Regions from separate parts of the Mus musculus genome. Here region 1 is linked to region 2. Evidence: chromatin loops called from intact Hi-C (ENCODE). Cell type or tissue: heart. All regions are shown on one strand. Each heading gives the region's core, and the rest is flanking DNA. Links, peaks and the distances in the headings are about the cores only.

The links. Hi-C counts contacts between places; a loop is a spot of excess contacts. Peaks named below come from ENCODE experiments on the same cell type or tissue, not always from the same donor. Only the 100,000 strongest peaks of a DNase experiment are listed, where the experiment ranks them.
Region 1: a loop joins it to region 2, with 2.1 times the contacts of the local background. A loop is called at or near these places in 2 of 42 quality-filtered maps.

Annotation. Positions count from the first base shown.
Region 1 is chr5:24,021,603-24,038,159 of GRCm38, reverse strand. It overlaps Fam126a (family with sequence similarity 126, member A), which reads left to right and starts at 7,470. Exons shown (of 11, transcript NM_053090.3): 1 at 7,470-7,681. In heart, for the core only: a CTCF peak has its summit at 8,480; DNase peaks (open chromatin) are centred at 7,469 and 8,519; H3K4me3 peaks cover 2,228 bases; H3K27ac peaks cover 2,068 bases.
Region 2 is chr5:23,972,631-23,980,630 of GRCm38, reverse strand. Fam126a (family with sequence similarity 126, member A) reads left to right here. Exons shown (of 11, transcript NM_053090.3): 9 at 57-144; 10 at 984-1,143. Among named protein-coding and RNA genes, the nearest start is that of Fam126a, 54 kb to the left of the region's middle. In heart, for the core only: no CTCF peak of the experiment used is centred there; no DNase peak of the experiment used is centred there.

The DNA.
Region 1 (16,557 bases), core at 4,663-12,662, 53 kb before region 2:
ACATGCATGTATACACATAATTAAAAATAAAATAAATCTTTTATGAGACATCTTTTAGAACACTTAGTAAAATGAAAACGTATGAAGAAACAAAGGTTGTGATTTCTCCATGTTTGTGCAATGCTGGTTTGTCTTCTTGTGAAACTGTGACATTGTCACAGTTATTATAACTGTTATTATAAAGCTTCATACCTTTCTAGTGTGATGAAGAAAATGTCTTTTTACTAGATCACAAAATATTTCCAAAGAGACAACTTACAAAAGAGACATGATAGTCCTCCTTCAACAATAATTCTTTTGGGAGACACTGGCTAATATCATATCTTAGGAGATAACAAGGGTATTTTCATTTTCAGTTACTTGAGAGGAGTGAGTCATTTGAATTCTCAGACGTATCTTTATGGCTTATCAATAAGTATGACAGAGGTGAACTCCTTTCCTAAAAGACAAGAGAAAGTAATTTCTTCCCTTTCAAATTCCTATGATGACAGTTTAACTTAAGAGTGCTTACTGCCCTGGGATTTAACCCAGGGCTTTACGTGTGCCAGACAAATGCTCTGCCGCTGAGTTGCACCCTAGCACTGGTCTTTTCTTTTCCATTTAAGATTTGGAGTTTGCTCTCTTCTTCTTCCCTGGGATATTATTTCTAGGAATATGTATAAGGAACATTGAAGAGTAAATTCTCTTTGCAAAATGAGATCCATCTAGCTTACCCATCTGAAGAGACAGAACAACTCAGGTTTTCCTTCTACACACCCATGACACAGATCATCCCCCATGATCCCAAAATGTGTGAGGACTTCTCCCCGCCAGCAAGCCAGCAAGCAGCTGTGTGACAAATACAAGATGAGCGTTTTCTACTATACCTCAGTTCTGACTTTTTTTTCCTCCCTAAGGCTGAGAGGCTCAGATGCCAGGAAAAAATACAGGCCTTCAAAATTTCTGATTATCAGACTTACATTTGGAGCTCTCATAACCTCTTCCTAGGTTTGACTAATTTGCTTTAAAAGACCCATAGAGCCCAGGGAAACATTAATATTACTATGCCTACTAGTTTCCTATGAATATTTAAAGCCAAACAGATAAGCAGGTAGACAAAGAGATGCACGAGCCTGGATGGGAGGTGTCTCTGGTCTCCAGGGCAGGAGCCTCTGTGCCTTGCAGTTGGGTGCATGAGTTCTCTCAGACTTCTGCAAGCCTCCACACGTTCAGTCCAGACGTTCCCGAAGCCTGCCCTTCTGGGTTCTCATGGGAGTCTGTTGCGTAAGCATGACTGAAGCATGGACTGAAGTCATGGCATGTAGAAGTGTGACTGGACAGGCATGGTCTACTGCTAACAGACAGAGGGGGGAACCCAGCAAAGCCTGTCTGTTCAGATTCCTCTTGGTGTCTCTGGGCGGCACTCTTTTCTCCCAGGTGTATGACAACATCCTTCCAAAATGGGGGTCTAAGGGTCTGCTATGAGACAGGGAATGTAAGAGTATGTCCCTACGGCCAGCTCTAGGACTGAAAAGCAGGGAAAGACTAGAGATCGTTTCTAATTTGTATGGCTGGCCTTTGGGAGGAAAGGAACAGGCGAATGAAAGCTACGAGGTCAGAAAGAATGGTTTTGCTGAAGCCTGCAACTTAGTCCCAGGGAACCACACCAGCATGACAAGGGACTGGCTTTCTCCTTTATCCCTCTCATGTCATTTCAAAGTTGCCTTAGAACCAAAATCAAAAGGGCAAATACCAGGATTATAAGAGTTACTAACCAGGAATGAGGAAAAACCCCAGATGTATTTCATATCACAGGCCACAGTTCTGGGAATCCACTTACTGCTTTCTCCCAAAGCAACCAGGATGAGTTGTATTGAGGGCTGTACATGATGGAGATGGGAATCTTAGGGGCTGTGTGAGTAACTGCAGATGGCCCTCCCAGATGTGGGATGCAAAGACAGGGTGGGACTGTGTGGACTGATCCAGTACAGCTACAGGAAACAGACTATCTCAGGGTCTCTGGGTACAGGTCTTAGGTGCCCCCATCTTCATGACAGTGACTTGCTCTGCCTGTCTTCTGTGCCCTCTGCTGCACAGGTCCGTCTCTCCCTCCCAACATCACTTTGTTCATTAATTTGTCCCTCTTTTGCCTTCTGAAGTCTTTACTCCCTGATGTTTTAGCTTTAACTCCCCACGGTGTGATTGATTTTTAACTTCCAATTGTCAATTCAAGATCTTAAAAGGTGCAAGTATAGAGTCACCTCTTAAGTTTTGCTGCCCCAGGTCATATGGTCACATGGTCCCATGGGAATCTGGTTCAGCCTCTGACACTGTAAAGACCCTGAATTACCTCTTAGGCACACTAAGTTTTAGACTGTAATATGTTTAACACACTGTTGAAGCAAAACTTACTGCCTTTTGTTTGTTTGGTTGTTTCATGCAGTAGTTCACTTTGCTGCCCCTGCTGACCTGGTACTCACAGTGGCTCTGAGTTCTGGTGGTTCTCCTGCCCCTCCCCCTCCTGCTGAGGTTAGAAGTGTGTGCCACCATGCCTGGCTTTCCCACAGTTTTCAAAATAAAATTCTTTCTTTTCATTAAAAAAGTCACATCATTTTCTTGTTTCCAGGCAACTTTAATGGAAATATATTTTAGATACCCCTCTTCTTGAAGTTCCTGGGATATAGTACCATAGGGAAATGCTCAACTGGCCTTCTCAGAGACCCTCTGTCAGGATGGTAAAACCATTTTAATAGTCTTAACTTGTCCCCACAGACACTGGAGACTGGGTGAGATGAGCAGGAAGGGCCTGAAATACGATGACTTCTATATAGTGGGTTGAAAGCATTTCCCCTTTAAAACAGAATGTTCTTTTAGGCTTCCTCCCCTCTGCCGTTTTGCTACTAAAATACAAATGGTTCTGTGTAGCAGTTAACTTATTATCAGACTCTTATTATTAGAAACTAATGTGTACAAGTTGTGGTGCAAAGTAGATGCAAACAGCAATGTGTTCTTTGGTTTGATTTTGACTTAGAGGAAGGCACATGCTGACTGTGTATTGGCTGGTGACTGTAGAAGAGGAAGTGAAGTCTGGCAGCATACTATGTCCTGTCTTCCTGAAGGAAGAAAACAAACGTCTTTAAAGTATACTTAGACTTCATTGTCTCTCTGGTCAGTCCATCCACACAGTCTGAATTTAGCATTAGACAGATGCTCCGATGTTATACCCTTGACCTCATCCCTGCTCCCCAATTCTCCAGTTGGGTTGGTTGAGCATTAGTATTTTTGGAAAGCATCCTAAGTGATTCTAGTGAGGAGAGAGAGACCAGAGGGAGAATATTATCTTTCTCACTCTTATACTTGTACTCAGGGTACAATGTGCCGTACTGAACCCAGTGCCCTCAGACGCTGATTGTGCTGGCCCACTTCTCTTAAGTTTCCCAGACATATCAGGAGTTTCCTCCTCTGACTTTTTCTCCTGATTCAAATTCCTCCCATTGTTTTTCAGGACCCAGCCCAGCTGATACCTCCTGCACAAGCCTCCCTCCTCCCTCATCATCTTTCACTGAAGGGCTTGCTCCTCTTCTGCTGGAAGCAATGAATTGATTGTGTCATCTCATTTACCATCGACTCTTCATGATTGTTATTTAGCTATCTGTGCTGTAGGTTTCTAACATTCAGTTGTGTGTGATGTATCAAGTGCCTGGACAGTTCAAGAAGCTAAGATCTCCTCCCACTTCCCATCCTTCTTTCCGTAGGTTCCTTTAATCAGGGCATCAGTGACCAGCATGACCAATGGGCAGTAAAACTGATGGAATGAGTGTCTTATACATTGTCTTGTTCATCTAGTTGATGACCTAGCTGAGTCTTTGGATTTCTTCCTCTCTCTGACCTTTCACCCCCACTCCCCAGGCCTTGATGATGAGGTCATTCTCAGGAGGAGGATCTTCCTGTCTCTGTGCCTTGGGCAGGCTCACCACAGTCTATCTGTCCCAGGGTCACAGAAATGATCATGTCAGTTCTCTGCCAGAGACAGGGTTGGTCTGTGAAGATTCCTGTCACAATAGACACAACTGTTTCTAAATTAATGTGGGGGGGGAGGAACAGAGGAGAGATAGGATTTCCTTTGTGTAGCCCCAGTTCTGCTGAAACTCACTCTGTAGATTAGGCTGGCCTTGAACTCAAAGACCTACCTATCTCTACCTCCCAAGTGCTGGGGTTAAACACGTGTGCCACCACACTTGGCCTGAATTCTTACCTTCAAAGCAACATTATATTGGCCACATTGAGCGGCACAGGGGAGTGGACTCCTGGAAGCAGAGGCAGGAAGCCAGCTCAAGGCTACACAGTGAAACCATGTTTCCTAAAAGCCTCAAACAAATACCTCCACCCACACTTAACATAAACCCTAGGTTATTAAAATTATATTAAAACCAGAGCTCCTGGGCTGGCATCATGGCTTACTGCTTTAAGGCACTTGCCATAAGGGGCTGACCACCTGAGTTTGATCTCTGGAACTCATATAGAGAGGGAAGGAGAGAAACAATTCTATACCACAGCACATACACACCTATGCACATGTATCACACACACACACACATGCACACACACACATACACACACATGCACACACACATACACACATATACACATACACACACATGCACACACACATACACACACACACACACACACACACACACACACACACACACACACACACACACACACACACACCAATAAATTTTTTAAGATGTAGAAGTTAGGTCTAGTTCTTCTTCCTAGTCCCATCCTCCCAGAAATAAGACTCAGACACAAAATATATTTACAAATACCTTGTCCATATAGTTAGGCTCTTCTCTGGCTAGATATAACTTAAATTAACCCATTTACTTGAATGTACATTCTGCCACATGGCTGGTTACCTGTGCTCAGGTGCCAGGCATCCATCTCACCACATATTCGCAGGTGAATCTCCCCTTTCTGAAAAAAAAAAAAAATCCATTTTTTTTTTCCTGAAGCCTCTGCTCCTGGAATGTCAACTCTGAGATTAATTACTTATTATAAAATGCCTTGGCCATATGCTTTGGCTTGTTCTCTAACGAGCTCATAACTCATTTAACCCATTCACACCATCCTATGTTATCTGCATGACTAGTTACCTCTCCTTCAGGCCAGACCTGCTTCTTCCTTAGCATCTTCCTCAGCGGTTCCCTTGAATCTCTTCTTTATACCTCTCCTGTTTCCCAGAATCCTCTTTCATCTTGCCAGTGCCCCACCTCCTATTTCCTGCCTCAACTCATTGGCTATAGACATTTTTTATTGACAGATGATGCTTAGAAGAGATTCTCTACAAAAAGAAACCAAAACCCAAACCATACCCTATCCCAAGTGCTCAATACCCAGATTTAGTGAGTTGTTGCCATTTTGGACAATGCCATAGAGACCACTCCCAGCATTGCAGGCCCCACTGTGAATGGTGCTGGTGTAAGCATCTTTTATCATGCCTATAGCTAGTTTTGCTGTAAGCTGGTGTGTGACCTTTCACCCTTCGCCACACTCGTTCTTGTGCTTCCTGGCCACTTTGTGACTTAGGGCATGCTGCTCTCTTTCTGAAATGGCCCTTGACTTAAAACATTTGGTTTTTTTGGTACTAAATATTGAACTTGGGGCTTAGCACATACCAGCCGGTGCTCTACAGCTGAACTTTACCCTCTGCCCTTTGTAAAAATAATTTTGATGGGCTCTTACCAAGTTGCCCAGGCTAGCCTCAAACATGTGCTGGTAGCTGGGAGTAGAGGCTTGCCCTTTCATCTCAGATGTACCCATCTTTTCAGATAGACTCAGACATCTTCCCTGTGGAACTCTTCATTTTTCTTGCCTTGTGTTCTTTTTGCCCATTGGGCATGGTTGTGTTGGATTTAACACCATCATCTTGTTTTTGCAATGTGCTTAATGAAGCCTAACAACATGGCCTGGTTGACTTCATGTATGTATATACATATGTATATACAATGTTCAATATATATATATGTATATGTGTATGTGTATATGTATATAATATGTGCTTATTATTTCTTTGGTATGTTTTAAAAACTTGCTTAGTGTTTTGGGAGACATTTTGTCATCTCTAGCATTAACTTAGAATGACTTCCTTTCTTCCAGGTTGAAATTTGCCTTCTTCCTCTCTTTCTTTCTTTCTTTCTTTCTTTCTTTCTTTCTTTCTTTCTTTCTTTCTTTCTTTCTTTCTTTCTTTCTTTCTTTCTTTCTTTCCTTCCTTCCTTCCTTCCTTCCTTCCTTCCTTCCTTCCTTCCTCTCTCTCTCTCTCTCTCTCTCTCTCTCTCTTTCTTTCTAATTCAACCAGATTTGAGTTGAGAGGGTTGTAATAGGGGGAGCTCGGAGCATATGCTGTATTGGCTATATATATATATATATATATATATATAAAACGTTATCTGTAGGATAAGTAGGTGTGGAAGACGAAAAATGGCTTATGGAAAAAAGTAGAGAAATATACTTAATTTTTTTCTAAAGAAAAATATTTATTTATTTAATGTGTATATATGTATGGCTGAGTGTGTATGTATGTATGTGTACCATATGTGTGCAGATACCTTCGAGGCCAGAAGTGTCAGATCTGCTGTACTAGAGTCCTGATGTGGGTGCTGGGAACTGAACCCCATTCATCTGGAAGATCAGCAAGTGCTCTTAAGCTCTGAGCCAACTCTCCATCCTCCCTTTTACTATTAAAATTCTTTTAATTTATGTGTGTGTGTGTGTGTTAGGTGCATGTGTACCTGGATGAGGGCAGAGGCCAGAAGAGGGCTACTGATCCCCTGAGACTGAAGTTATAGAGGTTGTGAGCTTCCACATGGGTGCAAAAGCAGTAATATTTTTTTTAACTCTTCAGTTGTCTTTTAGACACCATATTTGAAATTTTCAAGGCTAAAGTCAAAAGCAATGAACATAAGAAAAGGTAGTATTTTAATTGCTATTTCCGAAATCACACAGACACAGACAGACAGACAGACAGACAGACAGACAGACAGACACACACACACACACACAGACACACACACACACACACACACACACACACACACACACACCCCACACACACCCCCCAGAATCCGGTCAAATTTTGATATACTTTTGGGAAATGATTCGAGTAATTGAATATCAGCTTGCTGTCCTTTTCTGATTACGTTTTAAAGCATCTGGTAAGACTTAAGGTCTAAAGGGCTCAGAGAGATCCTGAGACCTTCATGGAACTTCTTAGTTGTCACCACTAACCACACAGTCAATCGTCTCCCCTGGGCGTTCCCGGACCACGCCCATCGCGCAGACCACGCCCACTCAAATCGCCCCCCCCCCATCAATAGTTTCAGATTCTCATTGGTGGAGAAGTTGTTCTGGGCCCACCCTGGGGGTCAGTGATAGGCTGATCCAGTGTGGGACGGTGGTGGTTGGCTGCTTGGGGACGGGTCTCTGGTGGTGCCTGTCAGAGAGGCTGGCGGCAGTGGCGGCTGTCCGGGCTGGGTTGTCAGTCAGAGAGAGGAGGGAAGATGGCTCGCCCGGACTCGTGCTGCTAGAAGGAGAGGGGCAGGTGGCGCGGCTGCCGGCGGAGCGCAGTCGCCCGGTCGCCGTGGTCGCCGTGGTCGCCGTGGTCGTGGGGGGAGGCCGCGGTAGGTCCGGAGCTGCTCTGGTGAGTCTGCCGCGAGCCGTACGCCGGCCCCTGAGGCGCCGGGAGACCGAGAACTTTCTTTGGTCTGGGAGGAGCGGGGCTGAAGCTGTTGCCGGCGGCGGGTAGGACTTCGTCCTGGGGCGGCGGCCCGTTGCGGGTAACGGCTCCCGCGCGAGGCGCGGCCCGAGAACCCTAAGTTGGCCGCGGCCGGCTGCCCGCTGTGAACGAGGCTCCGTTCCCGGTTGGGCGATGAGCTGGGGGTGCCCCAGGGTCGGCCTAGCACAGAGCCCACCGTAGCCTATGGCCACTGCCCACCCGTCCGCGCCGCCCAAAGCCTGGCCTCGCCGCCCACGCTGGCTCCGCAGACCCGGTGCTCTTCAGAGCGGTGCTCGCTCGGGTCTTGAATCCCGTGGGGCTGGGGGTTCGGAGTGCCAGACCGGTCTGTCTGTCCACCACCAGGAGAGCTCCTCTTCTGCCTGCGCCGCGCTGGACCCTGGAGTTCTGCCTCTTCTGCGGCTGCTGTGACCGCCCTCGAGGATCGACAGGGTTTTCTGTCCACTGAACGGTTTTTTGTTTTTGTTTTTTTGTAAGCTTCTTTCTTTTTTCTTTCTTTTCTTCCTTTCGTTCTTTTTTCCTTCCTTGCCCCCCCCCTCCCCGCACGAAAACACCCCAGGTTTGCAAGCTTCAGCAAAACTGGGTCTCTGCCCTGCAGCGTGCATGTGTTTGCTTTGTACCTTTAGAGTTTAGAGGTTCCTGAAGAATTTGGCCCTAGTGGTTTTGCACTGCACTGAATCGCTTCTGGGATAAAACGCTATTGCACGCGGGCAGCGGCTCCACTGCTCAGGTAGGGGGAGTGCTGCTGCGATACAGAGACTGCTACTGGTTGCATGCAGGGTAACACTGGCTTTCTGTACACTGGGTGTCCTTTGGGTAACAAGGTAGGTTTTGCAGGAGATGTGCCAGCCCTGTGGTTCATGCCACGCGTTGCAGTTTGAGGTTTTCAGTTGTTACAACTTTTATCTACATAAAGCCACAAAGATTAGGGTAACCTTGAAACAATGCGATAGTTCTGGGAGGTGTGTTTTCCTAGGACTGCTCTGTTGCCAATGGCACCAGCCTCCTCCCCCCAACCCCCACCCCCGATCGTTTGTGACCACTTTTCCCCTTTAGGTGAATACATTTTAAGGTTTATAAGATGACTCTTTGTATCACGTTTTTGAAGTACACTGAAGGACAAGAAAGGGGAAAGGTTTCTTTGTCAGGAGTGGTATCAAAATCAAGTATTCAGATAATTTCACTTTAGTAGTAAGGGGGAAGCCCAGCATGTATTTAGAAACCAGACTCTACAATTGACTCATTTTACAGTCATTTGATTTATTAACATTATTTCCAGAAACAAATTAGAAATCCCGTTAATAATCAGTAGCTACAGTCTCTGGGTATGCATGCCAGGTGGAGACTGGGTTGGGTCAATGCAGACAGAGTTCTGTCTTTCCTTTCATCAGGCTTGGTGGCAAGAGCTTTTACCACCAGAGCCATACTGAAGGACCCTGCTTTCCTTTTTCTACTTTTTTGTTTGTTTTTATTCTTCTATTTTATAAAATCCCCTTTGGTTACATTTTTAAAGAATGGTGTAATTTTGACAATAAGTTTAAGTATATCTTCTAGTTCACTTTTATTCAGCATCCTGTTGCCTATTTGTAATCAAGCCTAAGAAATCTTCATAGGTGACTTTTAAGAGTGTAGCTCCAAAACCAGTCATAAGATTACTTATGGCAATAAAGTAGAGATGTGTGAGTGAGACTTTTCAAGAAAATGGAAGGAAAGAAAGGAGAAAATGCTGGCTATGGAATAGCATTTCTCTGTCTTGGCCACATATAGTATTTTGCAGAACTTAAAATTTTTACTCTCAGAAGGAACCTTCCCCACCCTGTTTCCAGCAAGGGCAGGATAGGACCTAGACAACAGCATTTAATTAAACAAGAACTCTCTGAAGTATAATACATACATATTTCAATTGTGACACTTAATATTTAATATGTTAATATTTATAAAATCATTGCCACAATTAAAATAACAAACCCACATATCACCTCCTAAGATTGTTTGTATCCTTTGTTTCCTTCTGATTCTTAGGGAACACTTTCTGTTGGTATTGGATACTTTCCTGTAAAGTTTATGTTTTTAAACATATTGTTGATTTCCTAGATATTTTTAATGTGTGAACATGGTTGAAAAACCACTTGAGGGGCAGGAGAACTGGCTCTGTAATTAAGAGCACTTGTTCTTGCAGAGGACTCTGGTTTGGTTCCTAGTACCCACATGGTTGCTATTCACAACCATTCTTAGCTCCAGTTCCAGATTAGATGCCTTCTTCTGACCTTCAGAGGCACCAGGCACTCGTGTTTTTCACACACATTTGCAGAAAAAAACACTCAGACATGTAAAGTAAGTCTTTTATAAGAAGCCCCCCACAGTAGAGCATAGGTCGAAAGAATTTCATGTTTGTGCATGCATGAATAAAGAGCAGCGTCAAGGCAAAACCTCTGCCGGTGGGTATGAGGTGATTAATCCTAGTTAGTCCTTGGGGAGCCGGAGACAACGGTGATCAGTAAGAAATACATTTCTGAAGGCAACATCTCTAATAAGAAACAAGATAATGACGACTGTATTTCTTTGTTTTAATTGTCAGTTATCAGTAGTACCAAGATTGGTTTCCTAAAGTGCCCTTTAAAGGTCCACAAAAAAGTGAAGAGAGCATCCTAGTATTGTGAGAACAGAGGTTCTTCAGAAGAAGACCTGTGGTATCACTGTGGAAGGCTTTGTCAGGGGTTTTTTGGGGGGCGGGGTTGTGTTGGACGGGAATTAGCAGTTTGTTGCTTCTTTTTGAAATGCAAGTGCTGCTAAGGCTTCTTTTTAGTCCTCCAGAGTTAGGCTGCCTATCTGAATGGAGGAAGGACATTTAGCAATTGATTATGACCCGGGTGCTTAGCCCCAGTTAATGCATTTCAACATATCCTCCACACCTATGGCTCAGAGGACATCATGGAAGAGGGGATGGGAAGATTGCTAGGAGTCAGAGGACAGAGCTGGAATGTCTGCTATACAAGTGTCTTCCATATATGATGGAAATCACGTGTGCACCAGGAAATCGCAACAATATGGTTTCCTAAACCAGACCAAAACATAACTGTACCAAGTGACATGTCAAGTGTGGATGGGGGAATTCTCATGAGGTTTCTTCCATGAAGGAAGAGCTACAGGCATTAGTCGGTGTTTGTGAGAGGAGGAATCTGTTTTCTCCAAGAATGAACCCTGTGGTAGGCTAGACAATCCCAAGACGACAATCCGTGGTGCACAAGAAACCTTTAGGGCTACATAGTCAGACGTTCAAAAACTTTACTTAAGATCTGTTTTTAAAATGCTCTTTTGTCTTTTTTTTTGAGGTGTGATATTAAATCTGATCACATGCCCTCAGAATGTTGAGATGAGCATGTGTCGCTGTTTTAACCTGTTGATGGGTGGTTGTAGACGTCTCCAGTAGACTCTGGTGCTGTTCTGGAGATAAAGTTTCTTGATAGTCGCCTGTTTCTGACATGTATGAGGATGATCTCATAGTGCACCATTCTCCCGGCCCATAAGCTTTGTAGTGCATTGTTTTCTGAATACAGAGAGAGTCTGAGCAAAGGACATGAGGAGCTTTTCCTTCTGCCCTTGGCAGGTTGAAAATAGTTGAGCTGTATAAATGTGTTTGTGGAGATCTCAAATTGGGCTTAAGTCTTTTCTAAGTACTTTAAATTTAATTGTAAACTCTATGAAATAGGGATTATCATTCCTATTTTACAGTTAAAATAGGACTCAGATGTTAAGTCTCAGCTAAAGTTAAGTGTAGGGAGTTGAAAGACAATTTTTGTCTAAAATCACAGCTTCTGTTGTCTGTGCATTGCATATGTCCCCCCAACCCCCCATAGGCTCGATGTCAGCACCAGTAGGCTTCTTTAGTCATTCTCTATGTTACTTTTTGAGTCAGGGTCTCTTGCTGAATCTGCTGCTAGTCCATTAGGGTAGGCTAGCAAAGCCCTCGAGATTCTCCTGTCTCCACCTCCAGCACTGAGATCGCAGGCATGCCAGTCTTTACTTGAGTATGCTGGAGACGAGCTCAGATCCTCATCCTAGTTCATATAGTAAGCACGTGACCCACTGAGCCATCCATCTGCCCAGTCCTTGCACTTTACATCAGTTCCCTAGCATGTTTCTGACTAGATACCTTTTGCTTTTCTTATTATTGAAAAATAAACATGATCACGTACGTGAAACCTTATTGTTTCTCTTCTTTGTATAATTATATTTTTGTACCCCCATCATAATTATTCCTCGTCTCTTCTGTGTCGATATTGTCTCTTCTGCTCCTCTTAATGAGTATTGCCTAATACAGTGATAGTAGTAGATGACTCTGAAGTGGGTGAGGTGAGATGGGAAAACTAAGATTGATTTGTATACAACATATACAATATGTTTAACAGTTTAAACCATGTGCCCAGACAAAAGTAAAGCTTAAGACCCAGACTTGTTGGGTCCCAAAATTAATTTGTACTCCCAAGTCCTGTTTGTATGTTGTTAAGAAGGTTACTGTTAAAGTATTGTACATCAGAGATCTATGAGTTTGGAAAACATAGTGCTTTTTCACTATGGTCCAAATGTCTGTTCTCTTCGAGCTTTGTGTCAATGTAGCATTCAGTAGTAAATGTTAAATTTGTTTGGCGTTTTCTTGAACAATGAATCTTTTGATTACTTGATGAACATTATTAGTTTCTCATTCTCATGCTAAGAATTTATCCAGTAATTTGTATTTGACTTAATAAACACAGTATGTAGGAGTTCTTAAATTTATTCTATGAAAATCTTGTTGAGTTTCAGCTATTGAAAGATTTATATTTATTTTTGTTTATGTCTGTGTAAGGGCCAGGCACTAGGATGAATGTCTGTAGTCAGTCTCAGCTAGTCTGGAGGCTGAGGTGGAAGCTAGTACTTGAGCCTATCAGACCAGCCTGGGCCACATACTGAGGCGCCCTGTCTTAAAACAAAAACAATAGAATGATGGAATGTGTCGGCTAGCAAATTTAAGAGAAGAATTTAAGATTTAAAAGTGCTTAATGGGCAAACAGTTATGAACTTTTTAAACTCCTGACTTTGAAATATAACTGAAGAGTTTAGAGTGTTGATTCTGACAGTATCCACGCCCATCTCCCCATCTGCTGTAGGAAGTTCCCACTCAGACTTCTCTGAGCCAGCTGCATGTGTTGCTTACCCTTCTGTCCAGGATGTCAGAGTTCACAGTGATCTGTAAGCTGCTGGGTGCTGCAGACAGAGTGCTAGGCGGAGTGACGGCATTGTCCTGAGAGTGCACACAGACTTAGATGAGGGGAGACCATTCTGGGGGATTCTGAAGCATGAGGTTGGCCTTGCTAAGGGAATGGAGGGGAAGGTGACAGTGGTTTAGAAATGGGTGGAGCAAGAAGCAGAACCTAAAACATGCAAGTCCAGGAGAGGTATAGCTGGATCCTCACGGAATACTATGTCCAATTTTCTGCAGAACTGCCAGACTGGTTTCCAGTCTGCAATCCTACCAACAATGGAGGAGTGTTCCTCTTTTCTCCACATCCTCGCCAGCATCTGCTGAGTTTTTGATCTTAGCCATTCTGACTGGTGTGAGGTGGAATCTCAGGGTTGTTTTGATTTGTATTTCCCTAATGGGCATATACCCAAAAGATGCTCCAACTTATAACAAGGACACATGTTCCACTATGTTCTTAGCAGCCTTATTTATAATAGCCAGAAGCTGGAAAGAACCCAGATGTCCTTCAACAGAGGAATGGATACAGAAAATGTGGTACATTTACACAATGGAGTACTACTCAGTTATTAAAAAGAATGAATTCATGAAGTTCTTAGGCAAATGGATGTATCTGGAGAATATCATCCTGAGTGAGGTAATCCAATCACAAAATAACACACATGAGATGCACTCACTGATAAGTGGATATTAGCCCAAAAGCTTGGAATACCCAAAATACAATTCACAGACCACATGAAGCTCAAGAAGGAAGACCAAAGTGTGGACACTTTGCCCCTTCTTAGAATTGGAAACAATCACCCATGGAAGGAGTTACAGAGACAAAGTTTGGAGCTGAGACAAAAGGATGGACCATCAAGAGACTGCCATATCCAGGGATCCATCCCATAATTAGCCTCCAAACGATGACACCATTGCATACACTAGCAAGCGATTGGTGCAAGGACCGTGATATAGCCGTCTCTTGTGAGACTAGGCCGGGGCCTAACAAACACAGAAGTGGATGCTCACAGTCAACTATTGGATGGATCACAGGGCCCCCAATGGAGGAGCTAGAGAAAGCATCCAAGGAGCTAAAGAGATCTGCAACCCTGTAGGTACAACATTATGAACTAACCAGTACCCCTGAGCTCTTGACTCTAGCTGCATATGTATCAAAAGATGGCCTAGTTGGCCATCACTGGAAAGAGAGGCCCACTGGACAGGCAAACTTTATATGCCCCAGTACAGGGGAACGCCAGGGCCAAAAAATGGGAATGGATGGGTAGGGGAGTTGGGGGGGGGGGAGGGTGTGGGAGGCTTTTGGGATAGCACTGGAAATGTAATTGAGGAAAATACGTAATAAAAAAAAATAAGAGAAAAAAAAAGAAAACAAACAAACAAAAAAAGTGCTTGCTGATAGGAACTTGATATAGCTGTCTCCTGAGAGGCTCTGCCAGAGCCGACAAAAACAGAGGCAGATGCTCACAGCCAACCATTGGACTGAGCATGAGGTCCACAATGGAAGAGTTAGAGAAAGGACTGAAGGAGCTGAAGGGGTTTGCAGCCCCATAGGAGGAACAACCATATCAACCAATCAGCCCCCCCCCCCCAGAGCTCCCGCTCCCAGGAACTAAACCATCAACCAAAGAGGATACATAGAGAGACCCATGGCTCCAGCTGCAGTTGTAACAGAGGATGGCCTTGTGGGACACCACTGGGAGGGGAAGCCCTTGGTCCTGTGAAGGCTTGATGCCTCAGTGTAGGGGAATGCCAGGCTGGAGAAGTAGGAGTGGGTGGATAGGTGGGGGGAGCGCCTTCATAGAAGCAGGGAGAGGGAGGATGGGGTAGAGGTTGTCAGAGGGGAAACCAGGAAAGGGGATAACATTTGTAATGTAAATTTTTAAAAAAATCTAATAAACAAAACAAAACATGCAAGTCAAACAGATTACTTAGTCATGCATAGGAAACAGAAAACAGTCACATAGATGATAAAAACCAGAGTGTTATCATCTGTGAGGTCAAGGTAGTTCAGCATGGAAGGAGGAGACGGTGCAAAGTTAAAGCATGAACCTGGAAGAGGAGCTGGCTGACTGGCTACCTCGGAGGCTGTGGGAGTTTATGCTGAAAACCAAAGTTAGCTGGTACAGGGTTGATTAAGGGAGCAACTGATGGCAAGTAGCTGGATGCAATAGATGAGGCTGCTGCATTAGAATGTCGGTACAGAGTGACTTAGGATGGAAGTTGCCTTGGAATTGGAAGAGTTGGTCTTCTGATGCTGTTAAATGCTGGACCACATTCTTGGTTGTCCAAATGGTTGATTTCATATTAGTTACCTTATAGACTCATCTTTTCTTGAGCATCTACAGTGTGCCAGTTCACTAGTTAATGCTAGGTTGAGAAGATTTTAGAAAAAGGATCAGCCAAGAAAGACTAAGAAACTAAGAGTAAAACATGTTGTTTTCTCCATGAGAGCTATAAATATGTTTTGCAGTATTAGGTCACTCCTTAGAAAGGTCAGCAGCAACATGGAAATAAGACTGAGTTGGTTGTAAAACAGCAATTGGAACAGAAATTCTCCATGTCTTCATAGTATAGACGTTCCAAGAATTAATTATAATATAGCCTGATTTATTGAATTGGAATTCTACCAACCACAAATTAATTATTGGTAAAAAAAAATTTGAGCAGGCTTTAATTTTTTTTTAAAAAAATCACTTCCTTCAGAAACAACAGAAATGCTTAAAATACTTTGGAGATTAACAGTCCTTATAGAACTTTCAAGCACTTTGAGTGGAGCCAACATAAAAACTTTTGCTGTACCAATTTTAGCTTCTTATGCAGTGATAAAGCAACATTTTGTTCTATTAATATAAAACTTAATATTATTGGAGACTATTTTTTAAATTATTTTATACTTGTCTATTAAACCAAATTGATTGTCAACACAGCCATAGTGCTTTGATTACTATAACTATTAAGACAAACATCTGTATTAATGAGACCCACCACCAAGTTTCTGATTGGAAAGATATGTTGTCTCCTATTTTCTACTGACGTGGTAGAGAATGAATCTAGGGTAAGGGTCTTTCACGTGTTAGGTAGGTGCTGCACCCCTAAGCTACACTGGCAACCTGGATCTGCTGTGTTTTAAAATTATGCTTCGTTTGTAGGCATTCATGCCATTAACAGTGTGTCCTTGCATTTTCTCATTGTATTGCCTCATTGCTCAACACTTTTGATTGAACATCTGGGCTCCACTGGCTGACTTCTGTAATGGTTAAATCCCATTCCAAGTTACTAAAGGGCAGTGACTCACTCCAAAGCTTCAACCCACGAGTTAATTGGAATTTGGATCTCTTGATATTTCCCTCTTGCTTTTGTCCCCAGCAGTGAAAACCGCCACTTAAAATGTAAAAAGCGTTAAGTTGAAACAACTGTGCTTTGAAGACTGCATTTTTGTATGTTGTTATGTTTGGGTAAGAGGAAGGATGGGAGGGATGGCAAAATGATTGGAACATACTTGCTCTGTGTTTCCTATTCTTAACCTATATAACGAGCGTTT
Region 2 (8,000 bases), core at 1-8,000:
TTGTTTTGTTATATAGGATAAATTAAAAATAATGCTTTAACTCCCATATTTTGCAGATACAATGGAGAATGGGATCTAGCTCAGAAAGCACTGGATGACATTATATACAGAGCCCAGCTAGAATTGTATCCAGAGCCTCTGCTGGTAGGTTCTGCACTTAATTATGCAATTTTTAACTTATAATTGTTTAGTTTAAAACTATGCATTGAGAAGTAATTCATAGCATATGAAATGCCTTTAATAAGAAATATCACATTTAAATGTGTTTGTATGGGGCTTTAGAGTTGGCTCAATGGTTAAGAGCACTGTCTATTCTTCCAGAGGTCCTGAGTTCAATTCCCAGCAACCACATGGTGGCTTACAATCATATTTAATGGAATCCAATGCCCTTTTCTGGCATGCATGAAGACAGTGTGTGTGTGTGTGTGTGTGTGTGTGTGTGTGTGTGTGTGTGTGTGTGTGTGTATGCTTGTATAAGCTGCTTGTGGTGTACACCTTTAATCCCAGCACTTGGGAGACAGAGGCAAGCCTCTGAGTTCGGGGCCAGCCTGGTCTATAGTGTGAGTTCCAGGACAGCCATGACTACACAGAGAAACCCTGTCTCAAAAAACAAACAAACAAAAAGCACTTGTATAAAATTTGGAGATTTAATTAAACTAACTTAAGATATTTAACTGATCATACTCTCTTCTGCTTATCAGAATTTCAGCTTACTAACACATCTTTGTCAGTTAGCATTTGCAACTGAGAAAGAAACCTAGTTTAATATTTACGAATCACAAAGTGCATTCCTTCATAGTGTCTTGAAGTATAAGCATCTGTCTGGCTCTCTTACCCCCTATTTAGGAGGGTTAGGTATCATCATATTGAAATACCTTGGGGAAATATTCTCCTTGTGAATTTGTTAATGCTTAGCCTTATATTTTATCTAAAAGTAAATAATGCATCTATTTACCAATCTTAAAGATTTTTTTTCCTTGTAGGTTGCTAATGCAATAAAGGCTTCATTGCCTCATGGTGCCATGAAATCTAGTAAGGAAGGTACAAGGTGTATTCAAGTGGAGATCACACCAACCTCCTCTAGAATATCAAGAAATGCAGTTACCAGCATGTCAATACGAGGTCACAGGTGGAAAAGACATGGTAAGCACTCCTCGGGTCCGAGCACGGCTGGCTCTTTCCCATGGCGCTCTGCAGCTGTGGTGGTAGACCCTGTAACCTTAGGAAAGCACCGTCGGAGCCTAGTAAACAAAGCCCCTAGGTTCTCATCCAGGGACACAGTCGAGAGTGTGACACTTCTTGTGTTAGGCATATGAATGAAGAATACTTAAAGTTTACTTATTGCAGTAGAGCAGGAAGGTACTTTAGGTTGCCAATCTTAGGTAGCTGTATGCAATCGCAGACAGTCTCTTGCTCAGTCAGGCATCACAATGCAAGTTTTTTCGTGTTGGAGTAGAAGTACCCACCAGTGACCTTCCACTCTGTCGGAACTCCCTGGTAAAGAGTGCCATGCTGTCGATACACTAGACATTTCTGATTTACAAATTCATTTTCATTCAAGATTATATTAGTTTTCTTTCTTACCTGCTTTATTTTACTGTATTAAAGTGTTGCTGGAAGTTAAGTGCATTCACCATGCATCCCCGTGCTTTGCCACTTCCCTCTCTTCTCCTTTAATCTCCTCCTTATTCCATCCCTTCTTCCTGTTATACCTTCTCTCCTCTCTAACCAAGAGGAGAGTCAGACGAGTAACGCCACCTTCCTCAAAAATGACCGTCAGCACCGCTTTGCCCCGTGCGTGCTCCGTGCACGTGGTTAAGAGACCCACTCTGCTTTCTTCCTCCTCTGCACTGCCGTGAAAGTGGCAGCTCAGCCTGGGAGACTGCGTCATAGCCGCGCTCCGGTGGCCCACAGAGGAAAGGGAAAGGGAAGGATGTCACAGGTTGTAACATAGAAAACTGATCCTGACCTTGAAGGCTTGCCACTTCCCCTCAGACACTCTGAAAGAATATGCCGGGAAAGAGGGTGATGTTACTGTTTAACCAAGGGCCATTGCTGATCTACTCATTTTTAAAATTACTCTGTGAATCCTCAAGGTCCAACAGGGAGTCATAAAAGAGTTTGTGATATTTGCTATTAGGCAACTACAAAATGCATACAAAATCCATTTAAACATGCCGAGTCCAAACATCCTTCCATTTCTTCAGTGAAGTTATGCTGTTAAATGAGAATAAACTATAGAAGGAAAGTAACTTAGTGGACACCCCCTCACCGTGTGAAAGCAGGCGCAGGTGCAGCAGACTGGGCTGCACTGGCCCCGAGAGCACTCCCAAACTACTGCTGCAGAGCAGAGGCGTGTAAGAGGGGGTTCTCAGGCGCTTCTGCCTTCCTTCTCAGTGTTTACATGGGGAGTGGGTGGGGGAATGTGGGTTGCACAATTCAAACATGAGAAATATTGAAGCTCCCTCGAGTGTGTGTGTGTGTGTGTGTGTGTGTGTGTGTGTGTGACTGACTGTGCGCACACGCGCAGTTTTGGATTTTCAAGAAAGAAATACATATCCTTTAACAAGATGGACATTACTTTTCAGAAACATTTTGTAGGAAAAAAAATGACCAAAACAAGAAAAAAGAGTCCTTACATATATTGGGTCTCTGACGCCCTTGTGGATCTAGGATCTGTTTTGGTTGCCCCTTGCAGACTGTCTCAGGCTACAACTTCATTAAAGAAGCCCTTGCATTACCTGTTCCTTTATGTTTATTCAGCTTCACTGCACTTGAGTGCCTCCTGTTTATGATAGCAAAAGTGTCATAATTGAGGATATAAAAGAGAATGGACTATCAAAAGAAAAGAGGCACACTCATGAGCAGTTAGAGTGTGGGCTGCAGCGCCTGAGTTCTCACTCTCTGGGATGTGAATGACTCCCATCCACTGGGCTGTAATAAATGGTACTTGCTTAGTCTTACTTGACTCTTTATAGGTAGGCTGCAGCATCCTTCTCAAGGATAGTTAGTCTTAATCTTTATTCTGGCTTCCTGTGTTTCTATTGCAGTAACAAAATACCCTAAACACCTTGCACTGGGCCCCACTTCTGAAGGGTCCCCTGCCTCACACACTGCCACACTAGGCTTACCTAGCACCCAGCACCCAAGCCACGTGGAAACCACACGTTCCTGAAGCATTGCTCAGGAAGTTTCCATGTTTCTGCATGTCTGTGATTTCTGCCTGGACATATTATTGTTCTGCTTTCGAACAGGCAGTAGTTTCTTGTGGAGAGGATGGTTATCATTGTATACTTCTTAAATATATAGACAATCTCGATTTAAAAGTAGATTTAAAATTTTCTTCATATGTAAAATTTTATGTATTGTATTTTCTGTAACAAAATCAAAGTAAAACATTTCTTAAGAAACAGTATGAAAGGACATGTAGATCCCAGCGTGAGCCACAGTGGCCATTCTGTATTGTCATGTTTCTGAAGCATAGTACTATCGAGGTCACTTGAGGTCATGACTGAAGACTGCGAGTGCCTGTGTTTGATGGGATCCTGGGTAAGCGCTCCATTCAGCTCATCTCCCCACTCTGCCACAGCCATCCCCATGGGAGGAAGGGCTAGGGCTTTGTAACCATGCACGAGTGGTGATGGAGCCTGGATGGAGCAGGAAAAGCAGCACTCACTGTAAGGAATTGTCTGCTTCTGTCTTCCTGACTCCTTCTGTTTTCCACATGTGACAAGGACTAAAGCATATCTTTTCTGTTGAGCTTTGTTCTCTTCTGTTGCTGGGAGGAGACGCTATGATGAAGGCCACATATAGAAGATAGAGTTCACTGGGGTCTTGCAGTTCCAAAAGTCCGTGGTCTTCATGGGGAACATGGCAGCGGTTAGGCAGGCAAGGTCCTGGGGAGTAGCTGGGAGCTCACATCTGATCCACAAGCAGGAAGGAAGGAGGGAGGGAGGGAGGGAGGGAGGGAGGGAGGGAGGGAGGGAGGGAGGGAGGGAGGGAGGGAGGGAGGGAAGGGAGGGAGGGAGGAAGGAAGGAAGGAAGGAAGGAAGGAAGGAGGAAGGAAGGAAGGAAGGAAGGAAGGAAGGAAGGAAGGAAGGAAGGAAGGAAGGAAGGAAGGAAGGAAGGAAGACAGAGAGCTTACTGGGAATGGCATGGGCTTTAAAACCTCCAAGCCCACTCACTCCCAGTGACTCATCTCAAACAAGGCCACACTTCATAATCCCAAACCTTTCCACCCACCAGACACCAAGCATTCAAATATATGAACCTATTTTCATTATCTCCCTGTCTGTTCTTAGCCACCTTCTACCCTTGCCACCAACCCCCAAAGGAAAACAATACATACATACATACATACATACATACATACATACATACATACATACATACATAAACCCACATCCCGCCAATTCAAAACACCACAGTTGCTGTGCAAAAATACCCTGAAAACATATTTAAGGAAAGGGGGTTTCTTTTGGCTCACAGTTGGAGGGTGCAGTCATCACATAGCAGGAGTGCAGGCAAGGCAGCTAGGAAGAAGACATATGGAGAGTGCTCGCTCACCTTCTTCTTTCCACCACTTAGCCTCAGTGCAGAGCATGCTACTACCTAGGGTGGGTGGGTTTCCACTCTGTAACCTAGAAGACAAGCATCCATCAGAGGCCAGTGTCCCAGGTGACTCTCAAGCTCATCAGATGGACGTGTGACTCGTGGCTGACCTTGGCTTGTTGTTGTGCACTTTCCTGTCCTTGCTGCCGTCTATCCCTCTTTTTACATCAGGCTAGAGGAAGGAGTGGGTGGGGGCTGCTCCCACTGAGCAGGCAGACAGGGTTTTCTTTATGACTTTTCTTCCTTTTTTATCACTCAGGTAAGCTGTGTAGGCATAGTGGTTTGTATGTGTATCAGAGTCATCAAAGATTACACATAGCAAACAAAGACATTCAATTTAAGCAATTCATCACATTGATTCTTTTCTACTATTAGTACAATCTATTCTTCTAGTCCAAACTCATGGTCTGTTTTTTATTATTTATTTTGGACCATTTAAATTACTTCTGGATGCTCTGAAATGAGTGTGGTGTTCTTTCCTCAAGAATTGCCCACGGCTCATATTGCTATGGGAAATATCCTAATGAAGGCAGCACCTACTTTCATCTTAACATTTGCTGGCATTCCAGGACCCAGATGTCTTCAGTCACCCACTGTCAGCAGCACCACAGTGGCCTGAAGGCCCGGGGTTCACATATGATCATAATTCCTCCTGATTTCAACACAGTGGAGTAGTAACAGTAACATTTCTTTTTAAAGAAATGTATTACACAACTAATTGCATGTTGACCTGATCTCCACATTTTTTACTTGGTGAATTTAATATTGTAATGAATCAGTTTAGTTCAGTGTTGTGTCTTTCAAGTTCTTCAAGTCTCTGGGAAAGTTGTAATGACTCATGAGTGTCTGTGTCTGCTCTTAAATGTGGAAATGGACTTAGAGTGCACAGTTCCTGCTTTGACTTTTTATAACCTCATGGCTAATGTCCTTATTTATCTGATGATAATGTAACTTTCCAAGCCAGTCGTTTCCTGGATTTTGTGGTGATGGGTAATTCAAGGCAAAAGTATATTTTCAAACATAGATTTTTAAAGCACTTATATGTTGACAGCTATGTAGAAAATAAAAGGCAGGTAGAAGAAGGAAAATAAGAGTACACTTAAAGAGAGGAACTTTAAGATAAATAGGTTGTAATGATAAAAATAGTCAAAAAATGAAAATTCTGATAAGAAAGATAAGCTAAGATATTTATAAAAGCAGTAGCATTATTTAAAAAAACAATAAGGGCAGTTTTACTTAAATATTTTCTTTTAAAATGTTTTAATTTTATTTTTAATTTATTTTGTACATTCCATATTTCATTCCCCATTGTTCCCCATCCACTCCCCGACTGCTCCATATCCCACACCTCCTCCCTACCCCACCTGACCTCTAATCTCCCTGGGCCTCCAGTCTCTTGAGGGTTAGGTGCTTCATCTCTGAGTGGACACAGACCTGGAAGTCCTCTACTGTATGTGTGTTGGGGGCCTCATATCAGCTGGCGTATGCTGTCTGTTTGGTGGTCCAGAATTTGAAAGATCTCGAAGGTCCAGATTAATTAAGACTGCTGGGCCTCCTATAGAATCGCCCTTCTCAGCTTCTTCCAGCCTTTCCCTACCTAATTCAACAACAGGGGTCAGCAGCTTCTGCCCATTGGTTGGGTGCAAATAACTCCTTCTGACTCTTTCAGCTGCTTGTTGGGTCTTTCAGAAGGCAGTCATAATAGGACGCTTTTACCTGATCTGGTATTGGGTGAGGGAAATAATTTCTTTTAAAAAAAAAAAGATAGGAAGAAAAGGAAAACACAGCATGTCTTTGCACCTCATTCTGTGGTCATGTGAGTGTCTGTGAAACTAGCGGCAGATGTGCAACTCCAACCTTGACCCCAGAGCTGCAGGCACTGGGATTCCACTCACTGCCTGTCCTTCTCACCTGGCTCCCTTCTCACAGCTCTCTCTCCCAGAGCAAACGGAACTCCTGTCTTTATTTGTTTACCACAACCAACACCATTGTGACTCGTTCTTCCTCCACTTTAAAAAAAATTACCCACATGGGAACAACATAAGCTATTTTCCATTCTTTGGAAATGGTTACTGAAATCACACTTCCATTTTATCTAAGTCCCCTAATTAAGTTAGGGGACTGGCAAGTGGTTGCAAATAATGAGCATGGAAAACTTTGTCAGCTAGTATCTAAAGATCCACTGAACCCCCAAGTCGTTGTCATCTCTGTCCCCTTTCCTCTGTGTGTCTGTCCAGTCACGGGGGCAGTAAGGAAAGAGCATTTTGTATACTTTGAAGTGCTACATAAAGGCTGAGTTTAAATCGGCCAAAGGTTGACTTCGTTCTATAAGAATTGCTTTGTTAGCTATCCAGCAATTGTGTTCTTGGTAAATTTAAATTGGATAATTTGCCATTCAAATAATAGTCCTTTTCTAAAACTTAAATTTTGAATTTTCTCAACTTGAAATTAATGTGCTTAGTTTGAGAGTGCTAGCAGGCGTGAACGCATGCACATGTTACAGAGCTCGGACAGAATGTCTGTTTTGCTGCTGTTCCTGTGGAGGTGGGAGGTGCCCACTAGTACTTGACATGTCATTGTTAGAATGAGTATATTTTAACTATCTAATACCTCGTATCTTACTTCATCTTGTTAATGTCAAAATAGGAAATAGATCCCACTTGTGTTCTTGGTTATTTACACTTAAAACCGTTTGCATCAGGAAAGTGTTGACAGTAAAAAAGAATGAAAATCATATTTCTAAAGTGGAGCTTCTGAGCGTTACCCTGCTTGTGGCTCTAGCACATACTAAATGTTTAATGCTAGCAATAGTTTAGTTTCCTTTCAGAGGTGGGAGGGATTAAATTTGAGGAAGAAGCTATGTAGTAGTCCAGGTTGGCCTCAAACTCAAAAGGCCCCTTCTTCAGCCTCTTAGGTACCAACATATTTGGATACTTTCAATTAGCACTACTTCTAAATTATTTTGACATACATTTTAGAAGATTACAAGCTTTTAAGGTTGTGAAAAGGAATTATAAATAAGAAGTAATATGTATTTTTACATTTTCTAACATGATTATCAAAAGCAAATACCTTGAAAGTATTAGAATGTTGTACTCTATGGAAGAATCAGATTGATACAGTTTAAATATATTGAGCCCAAAGAAAGTACAGTCACAAGTTATTACAGCAAGCAGTTTACTTTTTTTATATATAATTTTGGCTTATAAAATGTTTTTATTTATTGGATACCATGATACTTAAAGCTAAGCAAGATAACATAGTTCAAAGAGAATTGTAATTATGTTACAAAAATATCAGCAAAAGTGGTCCATGTCATAATTTGCTTAGTGATTAAGTACTGTCTTCTTAGATGAAAAAAAAGTGGGGGGGGGATGATAAAAAGATTC